Linked DNA regions of Homo sapiens: region 2 is linked to region 1. A link is a loop called in an ENCODE intact Hi-C map of the cell type or tissue named here. Cell type or tissue: mammary epithelial cell. All regions are shown on one strand. Each heading gives the region's core, and the rest is flanking DNA. Links, peaks and the distances in the headings are about the cores only.

Region 1 (4,404 bases), core at 209-4,208:
TGCAGTGGATGAGATGATGATATGAAGCCTCCACTAAAGTATGTTTTAAAGAGGAGGGAGCAGCAACCTTCAAATGACTGTTGAGAGTTAAAAGAAGCTCTTATTACTGAAAAATAAAGTGCTTACATGAAATACGTGCAGAAGTTGCACTGGGAGAGGGATCAGAAGAGGAGGGGAGCCACATATTAGAATCTTGGAGAAGACTGTCTGGCTATGTATTAGAGCCGCTTACAGACAACCATGGCCATTGGGAAGAGTTAAACAGGGTATGCTTTAAAAATAAACCTTTTATTTTAGAACAGTTTTAGATTTACAGAAAAATAGTGAAGATAGTACATAGACTTCCCGTACACCCCACACCCAGTTTCCCTTATTGGTAACATCATAATGACTATTTGTTACAATTAATAGACCATGTATATTTGTTACAATTAGTAAATCAGTATTGATAAATTATTATGAACTAAAGTTCATATGTTATTCAGATTTCCTTCATTTTTATCTAATGTTCTTTTTCCATTCCAGGATTTGATTCAAATTCCATTATCTCCTTAGTATCCTCCGGTCTGTGACAGTTTTCCAAACCCTCCTTGTTTTTGATGACCTTCACAACTTTGAGAATTATTGGTCAGGCATTTAGTCAAATTTCCCTCACGTTGTGACACAGGATTTGTCTCACACTTTTCTCATTATTAGACTGGAGTTACTTGTTTTTCTGAGGAAGACCATATAGGTAAAGCGCCATTTCCATCATGTCATTTCAACGGTCCATATTATCCACATGACTTATAACTGTTGATGGAACAGGAACATTTTTAATGGGAGACTGAATTGCAACAGACTTTGAGTGTTGGGAATTAAGAACATTACGGATCGAGACCATCCTGGCTAACACGGTGAAACCCCGTCTCTACTAAAAATACAAAAAATTAGCTGGGCGCGGTGGCGGGTACCTGTAGTCCCAGCTACTTGGGAGGCTGAGGCAGGAGAATGGCGTGAACCCAGGAGGCGGAGCTTGCAGTGAGCCGAGATAGCGCCACTGCACTCCTGCCTGGGCGAAACAGCGAGACTCCATCTCAAAAAAAAAAAAAAAAAAAGAAGAAATTTTACTCCTCAAATGTGGTATATTTCAGTTAGTGTTGCTTCTCACAAAATAATAAATGGTCAAAACAAAACAAACAAACAAAAAGCAAGTGAAGCAGTGGTAAAACTTATTTGACTCCAGTTCCGGTTGCAAACTGAAAGGCTTCCAGTTTCTCAAACCGGTTTTCATTGAGACAGCTTGCAAAAAAAACTCACCCATGTGTGCAAGCAAATCTTGAAACTGTAAGTCTGTAACAGAGAGACTCCACCCATTCAGAAATAAGTTGTTAAATAAGAGAGGTTTAGGAGTTTTTCAAATGAATTGTTATTGTTCCATGGTTTATATCTTCAGGAATTAGCTGGACAGTGGTCTGACTCTCCTTGGCTCACCTATCCAACAGGGTATTGATTTTTACAGAAATTTTGTAAAATATCAAGACAACATTAGGATAATCATAAGTTTTTGTGCTTTCATTATATGAGTCCTTCATCTTGTCTGTGTCAAAGACTTTGTGCAGGTTGTAAAAGCATTATACTTTCAAGCGCTTATGCCTCAGACACCATGGCTGTGGTTACTTTAGCAAGATTAGACAACGTTTATCACATATAGGGCTCCAAAGCCACCCACCTGAGTAACTGGAGTGGAGATAAGCATGATAGACTAAAATGCATTCTTGATGACAGTGGTAGACAGTTTTCCATGTTGTTAAAGGTCCCAGGTAGACATCTTCTGTTTGGAATGGTTGGAGGAAAGAATCTCAATGGAAGTGTATTTATTTGCTAGGGCTGCCATAACAAAGTACCACAGACTGGGGGCGCTTAAACAACAGCAATTTATTTCCTCACAGACCTGGAGGCTAGAAGTCTGAGATCAAGGTGTCGGCAAGGTTGATTTCGTCTGAGGCCTCTCTCTTTGGCTGGTAGATGGCCATCTTTTCAATGTGCCCTCACATTTCTTTCCTCTGTGTGTGTCTGTGTCCTAATCCATCTGTTCTCACGGGGACACCAGTTATGTTCAACTAAGGCCCACACTAATGACCTCTTGTAATCTTAATTATGTTGTTCTCTTTGTTTTTGTTGTTTTTTTAGGTTCAATATTTATTATTCGACAAATATTTATTGAGTACTATGTTTACCTTACAGGCTTTAATTTTTTTTAATTTTAATTGTGGGTACATAGTAGGTGTACATATTTTGGGGGTATGTGAGATATTTTGGTATCTCATGCAATGTGTAATAATCACATCAGGGAAAATGGCGTATCCATCACCTCAAGCATCCATCCTTTCTTTGTGTTGCAAATGACACAATTATACTCTTTTAGTTATTTTTAAATGTACCATAAATTATTGTTGACTGTAGTCACTCTGTTGTGCTATCAAATACTAGACCTCATTTATTTTAACTATTAACCATTTTTTTGTGCCCATTAACCGTCTCCACTTTCCTCCCCGACTACCCTTCCCAGCCTGTGGTAACCATCCTTCTACTCTCTATCCCCATGAGTTCAATTGTTTTGATTTTTGCTCCAATAAATAAGTGAGAACATGTGAAGTTTGTCTTTCTGTGCCTGGCTTATTTCACTTAACATAATGATCTCCAGTTCCATCCACGTTGTTGCTAATGACAGGATCTCATGTTTTTATGGATGAATAGTATTCCTTTGTATATACGTACCACATTTTCTTTATCCACTCATCTGTTGATGGACACTTAGGTTGCTTCCAACCTTGGCTATTGCGAATAGTGCTGCAATAAACATGGAAGTGCAGATCTCTCTTTGATATATTAATTACATTTTTAAAGACACTGTCTCCAAATACAGTCACATTCTGAGGTAGTGGAGATTAGGGCTTCCACACACAAATTTGGGGGGACACAATTCAGTCCATAACAGGAAGGGTAAAGGATTCAGTAAAATAGATATTTCCTTCTCTCCAGACCTGGGTTTCCAGGAGTCTGGGATGACTGACATTTGATGCTGACTTTTTGCTGGGCTATTTGAGGGGAATTTAACAATGGAGAAAAATGTGAGAGGGAGCACTTCATGTGGGGAGAGCCATGCTGTGTAATATGACTTTGTCAGGAGCCCATTTCCGGATGTTACCTGTGGTGTTTGCACAGCTGTTCTGTCATTGTACTCCTTGGCAGCCTGAAGGCTGATTTCCTGGTGAATTTTCACCTAATTTCCTTTGCATCTGCCTTATAAGTGATAGTTTCATGTCTGAACTTTAAAAATGGCATCAGCCAGAATGCTGATTTATTAATTTACAATGAGAAATGTAATCATTGAGTGGACTGGGTACTCCAGTTTCTTGTCCAGCATGTGCTTTCCCTGCAGGCAAATGTAAGTGGGAAGCCAAATTATCATCAGAAGGTGGCTTGGTGAGCATGGAATCAGGCCAGGGGAGTTAGGGATGAGATTTGGCATTCCCTTGCTTTTTATTCTTTGGGCCAAGCAGTGCCGAGCAGCATAGACTGGCAGCACATGCTGGCTGCCTCTGCCTCTGCTACTCTTCCTGACTTGCCATTGCCTCCTCTGGCAAACTCAGCAAGCAGGACTCAGCTCAACCATCTCTGCCTCGGAGAAGCCTTTCTTCATTTCCCCAGACAGAGGAGGTCTCTCTTCTTCCTTACCCCTGTGGTACTTTATGCTAAGTATGTATTTGGCATCCTGTGTTTTGGTTATTTATTTACTCACCTGTCTTCTCCACTGAACTCAGAGAAACTTAAGTGAAGGGATTTAATTGTGTTTACTGTATACAATGCAAGTGGTCAGTGTTCAATAACTACTAACTGCTTAATAGAAGTTATCATTATGGTAATTCACATTACGATGGGGGTTTATATATATTTGTTTTTGTTTTTGCTTTATGTTTTAATACGCTTTCCAGTAAGTTGCTCATAAGACATGATCTTACATTGCACTAATAGCTATGAGGTGAGATAGGCAGGTAGGCACCAGTATCAGATGACAACATACTTAGAGGTTAAGTGATTTGTCAATCAATTAAAGGCACTTTCCACCAAACCTGCTTATCTTGAGAACTGGGTCTCCTCTCCCCTGAGTTCTCCCTGTTCTTGCCCTGTGGGTTGATACTTAGAGCTTAAGCCTTTCTCCCACATCCTTAGTTTTCCTCTTTCCTCCTCCTTAGGAGCCTGGAGCTCTCTGAGTGCTTGGTATTCTCTCTTTAAAAGGACCTTCCTTCTCAGCCCTGTCTTACTGGGGAGGATTCTGCACTTGAAAATCCTGCTCTTTCCTCTTTGACCACCCATTTTCTCCTCATGCATTTCCCTTCTAATTTCCAGGTCAAACTCTGA
Region 2 (4,404 bases), core at 161-4,160, 150 kb before region 1:
CAAAAACTGCCTAGGAAGAGAGAAATGCTGTTCCTGCAGGGTGGACCCCTTTAATCTCAGTGACTTCTGAGAACCCCCATTCCTCATTCAGTGGCTTCTGCTACTTCTCTTGAGGGGCCAAAAGGTTAAACAGAGACAGCGTCAGGAGTGAAATGGCAGCCAAATGGGAGAGTACAAGTTGGCCCTTGAGTCAAGGTCTATGTGTTATCATGTGATTCTGGGCACAAGTCCTTTCTCAGGATGTAAATAATGTTCTAAAGGTAGATTTTTAGGCTCTTGTGCTCTATTAGAAGTAAAGCAAACATTGAGGAAAGGAAAATGGGTGCATCATTAACACCAATGTACTCATGGGTGGCTGCAAAAGCTACTCTAAATTAATCTGAAATTTCAGGATGAAAACTTAAGAGTTAAGAATTGGCATCATTATTTGTGAAGCGACTCAAGAGTATCTATTGTGAATCAAAGAGCAGGATCTGCTTCAAGAAGCTTACTATCTAAGGCTGACAAAAACAGTAGATATTAATATTCTGTATTATGTACAAAACTGGAACTTAAAAATGTTTTTCCTTTATAAAAATATGTTCAGATTAACTTTTTAGCCTTCCTTCCTTTTCAAGTAGAGGTGGGAGGTAAGTATTATCTGTCCCTTTAGGCATAAGATGAAAACAAAGTGCAGAGAGGGAAGTGACCTGGCTAAGCTCACAGAGCAATCATGCCCCTATCTACATTGGCATTTGAGCAGGGAACTTCAAACAAGGAGCCACCAGGCTGGCCTTTCTCCTATGGAGTAAGATGACAGCTCCAATTCCTTACTGATGTAAGGGGGCCCGAGTGTATAGAATACATAAATAAATGTGCAAAAGAGGAAAAGAAACCTCAATCTGGCAAAGCTGTTGGAGAGAAGACAAATTAATACCTGTGACTCTGGTTCTGATTCCCTGAACTTTTTTTTTTTAATCAAGCTTTTGCTTTGAAATAATTTTATATATATGGAAAAGTTGCCAAGATACTACAGAGTTCCCATATGCCCGTCACCCAGTTTCTTCTGATATTAACATTTTACATTTGATTTCCTGAGTTTTGCAATAATTTTATATTCATGTTTACAAGTTAATTTGTTTCTATAATGTTCCTATAACATTCCCCTCAAGTTTACTGCTAAGATAGAATAACCTACATATATAATAAGGGTTCAACAGTTGAGCACTAAACATTTTGGTTAAAAAGTCACTTGAGAGTTTTAACTGCAGTTATCATTACTGGAGAAGGGAGAAGGAAGAATAATATTGTGACAAAAGAAAAAACTTTAGAATAAGAGAGAACTTTTTAGGTTTCTCTCAGGCTGGAAGTTAGTTTATCCTCTCAGGAACAATTGAGGCTTTATAGCAATACTGAGATGACAAATAATTTTGGAAGCAGCATTTTATAGGATATGCATTAAAGAAGATCTGTATTTCCCAAAGTTTCTGGATTTGTTCAATAGTAAATAAAAATAGAATTAACCAAGATTATAAAAATTTGGCTGATAACAGTGCCCCACTTTAAAGTTGGAACAGTATTGAATGGTGGATCAGTGGAAGATATGAAGGCACAGTGGAGCCCAAGCAGAGGATTGGTGTGTCATAGAGGAGTGCCATTGATGAAGGGTACTTGAGAAAGGACAAAGCCAGGTTTCTTCTGTGTAAGAGTTTCACCAGTAGTTTAGTGAAGAGGGACTGACACTTGATGATGGACTAATACCATGGTTATTTATTATCTGAGATTATTAAATTCACATTTATGCTTAAGATAACTCTAGAAGGAATCTTATGGAATTTCCCATACTGGACAATTTTTGATTCACAAAAATGGAACTTTTATATGATTCATCCTAATAGTAAATTATGTGGTGAATTTGAAAAACTTTTGCTTAGTTTCACTTTATACTTTTTTTGTTTTTATAAACTTGGAAGTAAAGAACAGTGATTTGAGCTAGAAAAATCTAACGGAGATTTGTTATAAAAATAACTAGAATGAGCAGACAGATGAGCAGCCACCTAAATGCAACCCAAATAGGCACTCTTCCTACGTGCCAGACATTGCACACTTGCATCATAACTGTTTTATGTTTTCTTCACAGAGGTAAGTTGATTCTGTGCACTTCGATTTGTAAATTTTACAGGTTTAGTGGTACTCAGCATCTTTTCCTTCAGGCATCTAAGAAAGTACATCTGAAAATAATTGTTTATCATCCTAAAACATAAGGTTTAATTTTCAACCATAAGGTGGCATCATATCACATTTTATGCAGAAGAAGCAGGTCGCTTTTCTGTTCACTGAAATGACTAATGCTCTGCACATGTCTTTAAGTTGTGGGTGTGACACATTATTGAATTTTGAAGTTTATAAGCAAGTATTAGAAACTTGCATCTCTATATAGAGGCTTAACTTTTTTTCCTTATATTTGATCTTTCTATATTATAGCTGAGAAGTTAGTAATAGAAAAAATTATTGCTATATTAACTAATACTATGTTTTTCCTCATTAAAATATGTAAGGCAGTTTCTTGCATATATACAAGCTACTCAGAAATATTCACTGCATGATTAAATTAATATATTCTTTTAATAGGCCTTACCCTCAGGAATTCATTTTCCCATTTGTCAAGTTGAATTTACAGCATACTTTTATTGCTATGACCCATTTCTTACCAGCATAAGAAGCTTATTTCTTGAAGAAGTTAAACTCAACTGAACACATTTAATTTCCCTACTACCCTTTAAAAATACATTACTGTTTTTTTACACACCACTTTTCTTTGCTTAACTAGAAATGTCTAGGACTCACAAATTGCATAAATGCACCAGTTTACTTCTAGTAGCTTGATTTTAAACTCTGGTTTAGTTTTGAAAAGATGAGTTAAAACTTTGCTTCATTTTTCTTTGTACAAACATTTGTATGTTGTAGAAAACATTGTAAACACTTTCCTTATAAAATCAGCCTTTTTTTCAGCTGAAAGGATTTTGTTATTGGAGCTCTATAGTTTTGTGAGAAGTCACTGCCACTTTGCCTGCAGGAAACAACCCACAAGGCATATTGCAGAGCATCTTAGAAATCTAGTTTGGAATTTGGAAATGGAATAATAGGACTTTGGTCTCAACATTTCTCTGATCCTGAACCTCTTGGAGCACTTAATTCTCATTCTGACTGGCTATGATGCCAAAGTAACATATTGAAAAATGAAAAATTGTCAATCATTAAAAAAACCCTTAACGCTATGTCGGAAAACCAGCTAGACTGATGTTTCTATTAAACTGAATTGATTTCATGAATTGAGGCTTGGCTATACCTTAGATAGTAAATCTTTTTTCCCCTTGGGTGGAGCTCTGCTTTAAAAAGAACTGAATTATATTTCTCTCTGCTATTGATAATGTAGGCATTTTATCCTTAATGTTTTCTTCTCAGAGGAAAGTCAAGGTGAAATAAAGTGAAAAGTCAAGGTGAAACAAGCAGATTGGTGTGAAATAGAATAAGGGAGTATTCCAAGGAAGAAGGTTAAGGAAGCCATCCCTAAGAAGATGATCCCTGTTGAGGTTGAAGGATGAGGCAGAGCCAGCCCTATACATTTGGTTTCGAATTAGGTGGGTAGAAGACAGACTGATAGTGGCTAGGGAGAACATCTCAGGAATGGAAAACAGAGAGAGAGAATAGAAAGGAGGGCAGTGTGGATGGAGCATGGGGGTGAGGAGAAGGGGCTGCAGGTGTGGCAGGGTAAATAGGACAGGTGGGCTAGCGCCACTGCAAAGTGAAGCAAGTGAAGAGTTTGAAGTTGGGAAATTACCTGATCTTATTTACATTTTAAAAAGCTTACTCTGGTTCATCAACAGTGGAATGGATAGATAAAGTGTGATCTATTCCTACAACAAGATGTTATACAGCAAGGAAAATGACTAATTTGTTGCTCTATGGTACCTAATAACATGAAATAATGTGTCAACTTAAATATAATGTTGAGTGAAAAAAGCCAAATGCAAAAAAGGACACAGTGCATGAGTCCATTTTTGTGAATATTCTATTCTTTGTTCTGGGCACTGGTCACGTGGATGTGCTGAGTCTGTGAAAATTCATCAAGTTGTACACTCATGATTTGTGCACTTTTAATGTCTGTTAAGCTTAAATAAAAGGTTAAAAAAGGAATACTCTGGTTGCAGAAGAGAGAATAAATTGCAGAGGAGAGTGGAAGCAGGGGGACCAGTTAGGAAGCTATTGAAATTTTCCAGGTGGAAGATGGTGGTGGTGGAAATGGGGAGAAGTGAATGGATTCTAGATCTAATTTGAATTATAGTACAGTATTTATTATTAGATGGAAACATATGAAATACCTGGTATTCAACCTCTTTTGGCCTTCAAAAATGACAATTTCAT

What was found. Peaks named below come from ENCODE experiments on the same cell type or tissue, not always from the same donor. Only the 100,000 strongest peaks of a DNase experiment are listed, where the experiment ranks them.
Region 2: a loop joins it to region 1, with 8 times the contacts of the local background. A loop is called at or near these places in 14 of 110 quality-filtered maps.

Annotation. Positions count from the first base shown.
Region 1 is chr7:91,633,813-91,638,216 of GRCh38, reverse strand. LOC124901697 (a long non-coding RNA gene) reads left to right here and starts at 2,853. Exons shown (of 2, transcript XR_007060430.1): 1 at 2,853-4,404. In mammary epithelial cell, for the core only: a CTCF peak has its summit at 1,890; no DNase peak of the experiment used is centred there.
Region 2 is chr7:91,782,525-91,786,928 of GRCh38, reverse strand. No RefSeq gene overlaps it. Among named protein-coding and RNA genes, the nearest start is that of MTERF1, 96 kb to the left of the region's middle. In mammary epithelial cell, for the core only: CTCF peaks have their summits at 2,073 and 2,272; a DNase peak (open chromatin) is centred at 2,298.